Regions from separate parts of the Homo sapiens genome. Here region 2 is linked to region 1. A link is an interaction called in ENCODE POLR2A ChIA-PET data of the cell type or tissue named here. Cell type or tissue: A673. All regions are shown on one strand. Links, peaks and the distances in the headings refer to the core of each region. The heading gives the core; the rest is flanking DNA.

Region 1 (2,918 bases), core at 206-2,705:
CATTAGTGGCGAGGTCGAAAGACTCTAAGTGAGATTAGGATTACGATTAGATTACAATTCGAAAAGAAAAAGCAGGGTGGATTCGGTGGCTAATGCCTGTTATCTTAACATTTTAGGCGGCTGAGGCTGGAGGATTGCCTAAGGCCAGGAGTTCAAGACCAGCCTGGGCAACATAGTGAGACCCTGTCTCTATAAAAATTTTAAATATATAAAATATATTTTAAAAATTTAAATATATATATAGTGTGGTGTCACATGCCTGCAGTCCCAGCTACTCTGGGGGCTGAGGCAGAAGGCTCCATTGAGCCCGGGAGGTCAAGGCTGCAGTGAGCCATCATCACGCAAGTGTATTCCAGCCTGGGCAACAAAGCAAGAGCCTGTCTCAAAAAATAATAAAATAAAAATAGTTGATCAGAACACTTCTGGTTATAAGAGACCCCTAGCTCTAAGTAGTTTAGATAACAAGGGGACTTTCTATTGGTAGGAATATTAGGTAGTGAGAGACTAGGGTACTGTAACAAAAAGTTCCCAAAAGAACAACGTGTATTTCTTTGCTCATGAAATTCCTTAAAATGATGTTCAGTGCAACAAACATCGTTTCTTTATGTATTTTATTTATCCATTTTCATTATAACAATGTGCATTTTATTGCTTATGTGCTGGGCATTCATGTAAGCATTTTATAAATTATTTAATCCATCATAATCCTGTAAGGGTAGGTATTATTATTATTAATTATTCCCATTTTGCAGATGAGAAAATGGAGACACGGAGAGGTTAAATGACCTGCCAAAAGTCACAAAGATAACAAGATGCAGCTTCCTGTGGCTTTCAACATGAATCACTTTCCTCATTGGTCTTTTATTTTCCTCTTTTTTTTTTTTTTTTTTTTTTTTTGAGATGGAATCTTGCTCTGTCACCCAGGCTGGAGTGCAGTAGCACAATCTTGGCTCACTACAACCTCTGCCTCCCAGGTTCAAGAAATTCTCCTGCCTCAGCCTCCCAAGTAGCTGGGATTACAGGCGCCCACTACCATGCCTGGCTAATTTTTGTATTTTTAGTAGAGACAGGGTTTCACCATGCTGGCCAGCTGGTCTCAGACTCCTGACCTCAGGTGATCTGCCTGCTTCAGCCTCCCAAAGTGCTGGAATTACAGGCGTGAGCCACCACACCCATCCCATAGGTCTTTTTTAATGTGACAGAGTGCCACTGGAGTGCGTCTCTCCTCACGCAGATTTTCATTATGTTACTCCACCCTGTGATGAGAGCCCAGGAGGGACAGAGAATGCTTTTTAATCCTCCTTATCTCATTGAGCCTGATTCCCAAGGGAACGATTCTCATCCATTTATTCTCCCTCTGGGACTCAGAAACTCCATCAGCCACCTCTGGAAGGAATATGCGACGTGCTCATGGGAATTACAGTCGGGCCCAAGGGGTCTATTTGAAATGGGAATCAGTGGTGCAAACACAGAGAATGGATTTAGAGCAGTTTCTTCTGACTAAGACATTTGGAATTTAAATGCAAATTAGAAGCTGTAAGTCAATTCCGTGTATGAATTTATACAAATCCCTTGTAATGAAAGCAGAAGGTTTCTCTTGTCCTTGTTTGTGCTGTGGTGTTAGCATCACGAGCCTAACCAAGTGTGTCAATCTCCCTACAGCTCTGGAGATTAGACATGTGCTTTCTCCAGTTAGAGACGGCTGTGAGTGCCATGCTGGGGGTGGGATTCTCCATGGGCTGCAGGGGTCTGTGTAGTTTCTCCATTAACTTCAGCAACACCCCATGGAAATTGGGAAGAAGGAGGGTCCTCGTGGTTTAGCCAAAGGTTTTGAAAGAGACAAGGCTCTCATTGTACCCCCTCTTTACTGGCCCCTCATGCCATTCACAAAGCAAGCCCTCATTCTCAAATATTGCCTTTCCTCACTCAGGAGCTGGAGGCTGGGCTCTGGGAAGCTGACAGGCCACGGTCTCTTGTATTTGAAAGGAGCAACCCAAGGGCTACATATGGGTTAACAAATGACTTGAATCCCCAGCGCCTGCAGCCTGGAGTCCCCATATGACCCAGCAGCTCCACTCCTAGGTGTAAACCGAAGAGAATGAAGGCATAAGTCCTCCCAAAACTTGCAGATGTGAACATTCACAGCAGCATTATTCCCCATAGCCACTAAGTGGAAACAGTTCCAGGTCCATCAACTGATAAATGGAGAAACAAAACATGGTCCATCCACATGACGGAATGCTTTCAGCCACACAAAGGACTGAAGTACTGATCCACGCTACAGTGTGGATGAACCGTGAAAACACGATGTTCAGTGAAAAAAGTCAGACAGAAATGGCCATATATTGCGCAATTCCATTTCTATGAAATGTCCAGAACAGGGAGATCTCCGGGGACAGAAAGCCAATTAGTGGTTGCCAGGGGCCGGGAGTGGGTGAAGAATGGGGAGTGGCTGCTCCTGGGGGTGGGGCTTCTGTTCGAGGTGTTAAAAAAATTCTAAAATTGATTGTGGTGGTGGTTGCACAACTCTGTGAATGTACTGGAATCCATTCATATGTACAATTTAAATTGATGAATTTTTTGGTATGTGAATCATAGCGCAATAAAACTGTTAGCAAAGAAAAAACTGCATAGCACCATGTCTAAAGACTATAGGGGATGTCACCCAAAGGGTCACCTTTTTAGGCAGAACTTGAGCTCTTGTTAAGGTTTGAAAAATCACAAGCTGTTTTTTTTTTTTCCTCCATAGCTCAGAAATCAAACCAGATTGAGGAAAATCTTTCTAGGGAAAAAAAACTCACAAAAGCTGAGAAAATTAAAATATATAGAGCTCCTAGAATCAGGAATTGTAGCTTACTTTTAATATCATCAGCACTCTAGCATAGTTCTGGTACTTAGGTGTTGAAGAGTTGACAGGA
Region 2 (2,918 bases), core at 265-2,764, 87 kb after region 1:
ATCACAACTGAGTAGTTTATCTCAGTGGTAAGTCTCGAAGTTTGACTTCGAAGTTACTAAGAGCCTTCCAATAAAAGAACAGTTTAAGCCAATATTGTTTCACCATTGATAGTGATGAAGATATTAAATTCACACACATGTGCTGTGTGATTTTAAACCTTTCTCAAATGTGTATGATTTTTATAAGCAGAAATATAATTTTAAGAAAGCTTTATATCTATGTAATAGGGTTCTTTTTTTTTTGGGAAATATTGCCATCCTGTAAATTCCAGTCCTATGTTCCTGAGTTATTCCCCACTAAGGAAAGCCCAGCTGTGGGACATAGACCTGGTTTCCACCTCAGAGTTTAAATCATTATTCTCAGAATGGTGGTTCTCAAACTTTGGTGAATCAGAGCCACCTGGAAAACATGTTAAAAATGGAAAGGTCCCATCATATCATCAACAGCCCTGATCATTCTGATACACACCCAAATTGGAGAACCAGTGGCACAAACAAATGCCCAACCCTCGTGGGCTATTCACAAGGCAAACAAAAATCAAGCTATGCTTGGGAGGCAGAGATCCACATTGGAACCACACTTCTGCTGCTGGAAAGCTGCATGACTCAGGCAAGCTCCTAGACCACTCTGAGTCTTTGTTTTCTCATGTGTAAAATAAGGTGGTAATATCTACCTCCCAGGTTGATGAGGCAATGGCAGACAGTAATGTATATGAATACATACATCGTACGCCACCTCCTCAGTGATCAATGAATGTGCGCTTCCAGTTGTAGACACAACAGCAGAAAGTTAATGCTGAAAAATAGGAAAACACTCACAATGCATGATTTACGATGTGAGGGAGCCTGCTGGCATGGCCCTTGTCACGAGAGTAATTAAATAACCATTTGTGTAATTACTAATTTATATCCTGTCTCCCTGCTGGAGTGTAAGTTCCAAAAACTGGAGGGAATACACTGCTGTCTTCCCAACACCAAGCGCGGTGCCTGGCATGAAACAGACACCCAGCAAATGTTTATTCCAAATGAGCGAGTGAACAGTACGTCACATTAAAAACGTGTGTGTTTATGTATACATCGATACATAGGCTGGAAGCCTCTAGGCAAAAATGTTAATAGTGCTTATCTCTGGAAGTGGATTAGGGTGATTTTAATTTTTTTCTTTTTTCTCCTCCGTATTGTCTGAATTTTCTGCAATTAACACAGAGGACCAAACTAGCATTTCCTTGGGTAAATGCGAGTGGAGTTGGAGCCACCCCCTACCACTGTGCCTACAAGAGCATGTTTTCTTGTGATTCCAGCTTCCTTGGGGGTTTCAATATGTAGTCTCTAGAATTAAAAGGGTTTTGGGCCAGGTGTGGTGGCTCAAGCCTGTAATCCCAGCACTTTGGGAGGCCAAGGCAGGTGGATCACAAGGTCAGGAGTCTGAGACCAGCCTGGCCAACATAGTGAAACCCCATCACTACTAAACATACAAAAATTAGCCGGGCATGGTTGCACATGCCTGTAATCTCAGCTACTTGGGAGCCTAAGGCAGGAGAATCGCTTGAACCCAGGAGGCGGAGGTTGCGGTGAGCCCAGATTGCACCACTGCACTCCAGCCTTGGCAACAAAGGGAGACTCCGTCTGAAAACAAAAAGGGGGGGTTTAGGAGAAATAGGAATTTAGTGATTTCTAAAGATAAGTAGAATTTGTTCTTATTCACCATTTCCTTGTCCTGATCATGGACTATGCAAAAAAGAGCTCACACAACAGGCCTGAGACTGCTGTTCCTAGAAAGACCTGCCTACAAGGTTGGCCTCAGCTGGTATGTAGAATCTTGGATGTGGGGAGGGCTCCCACTCTCTTAGCTGATAAGAGTGACTCACTGCACCTAAACTGCTTGCGCGAACAAATGTGGTTTATGCTGAATATCTGTTTTCCCCCTGGGAGTCAAGAATTTTGCTAATGCCATGTGGAGGGTGTCTACGTGACCAGCCCCCCAAAAAAAACCCTGAATGTTGAGTCTTCGGTGAGCTTCCCTGATGGAGAACATTTCACATATGTTGTCACAACTTGCTCCTGGAATTAAGCACGTCCGGTGTGACCCCACTGGGAGCAGACTCCTGCAAGCTGGTACCTGGTTTCCCCAGGATGTTGCCCCATGTGCCTTTTTTCTGTGCTGTTTTCCCTGCGTATTTTCCCTGTGATAAGTTTTAACCATTGAATATGACAATATGCTGTGTTCTGTGGGCCTTCCTGGCAAATCACTGAACCTGGGAGTGGTCTTCGGGACCCCCAGCACACAAACCCACCTAACTAAGCCCCCTTTGACAGCATGTATCAGATCCAAGGCAACTAAAGGGATGGGAATGTCTGGAGCAGCATAGAAGTGGGAGTTTGGCTGGGACAAGAGAGACAGGTGGCTCTTTTGAGAGACCTGCCTATGGGGGAGGGATGAATGAGCACTTTAGAATTCTGGGTCACCCAGCACATGGGTCAACCAATGCATGTTAAAGAAGGTTTCTACTCTCATTCATTCCCTCATGCATGCATTCAACAACTGAGTACCTACCCACTCAGTGTGTGCGGGCCACTCTTCTAGATTCTATGTATGAAGGGTTAAGTAAGATAGATGAGGTCACTGCCCCTTGGAGCTCACATTCTAAGTTGTAGAGCTGGCCAGGGAAGGAGGCAGACTTCAGAGAGACCATCCAGAGTGGCTTCTCTAGGGAACACAGAGGCCTTGGTGTTGGAGCTGAGATCCTACAAAGCACAAGACACACATGAGAAAATCTAAGACTTATCCGATGAGGCAAGTAGAAATGTGTTGAGACCAGAAATAATTTACTAATTTCAAGGAATGAAAGGAAGGCCAGCGAGTCTGTAACTTAGGGAGGCTGAGGAAAGAGGTAGAAAATGCAGGTAGAAAGTCAGGC

The links. Peaks named below come from ENCODE experiments on the same cell type or tissue, not always from the same donor. Only the 100,000 strongest peaks of a DNase experiment are listed, where the experiment ranks them.
Region 2: POLR2A ChIA-PET joins it to region 1 with 14 read pairs; 2 of 35 experiments call an interaction of 5 or more read pairs at or near these places.

The regions. Positions count from the first base shown.
Region 1 is chr16:83,650,717-83,653,634 of GRCh38, forward strand. All of the region lies in intron 8 of CDH13 (cadherin 13), which reads left to right. Among named protein-coding and RNA genes, the nearest start is that of CEDORA, 120 kb to the right of the region's middle. In A673, for the core only: no CTCF peak of the experiment used is centred there; a DNase peak (open chromatin) is centred at 1,385.
Region 2 is chr16:83,737,277-83,740,194 of GRCh38, forward strand. The region is part of intron 10 of CDH13 (cadherin 13); the gene reads left to right. All of the region lies in intron 1 of CEDORA (CDH13 antisense oligodendrocyte and neuron associated lncRNA), which reads right to left. Among named protein-coding and RNA genes, the nearest start is that of CEDORA, 34 kb to the right of the region's middle. In A673, for the core only: no CTCF peak of the experiment used is centred there; no DNase peak of the experiment used is centred there; H3K27me3 peaks cover 561 bases.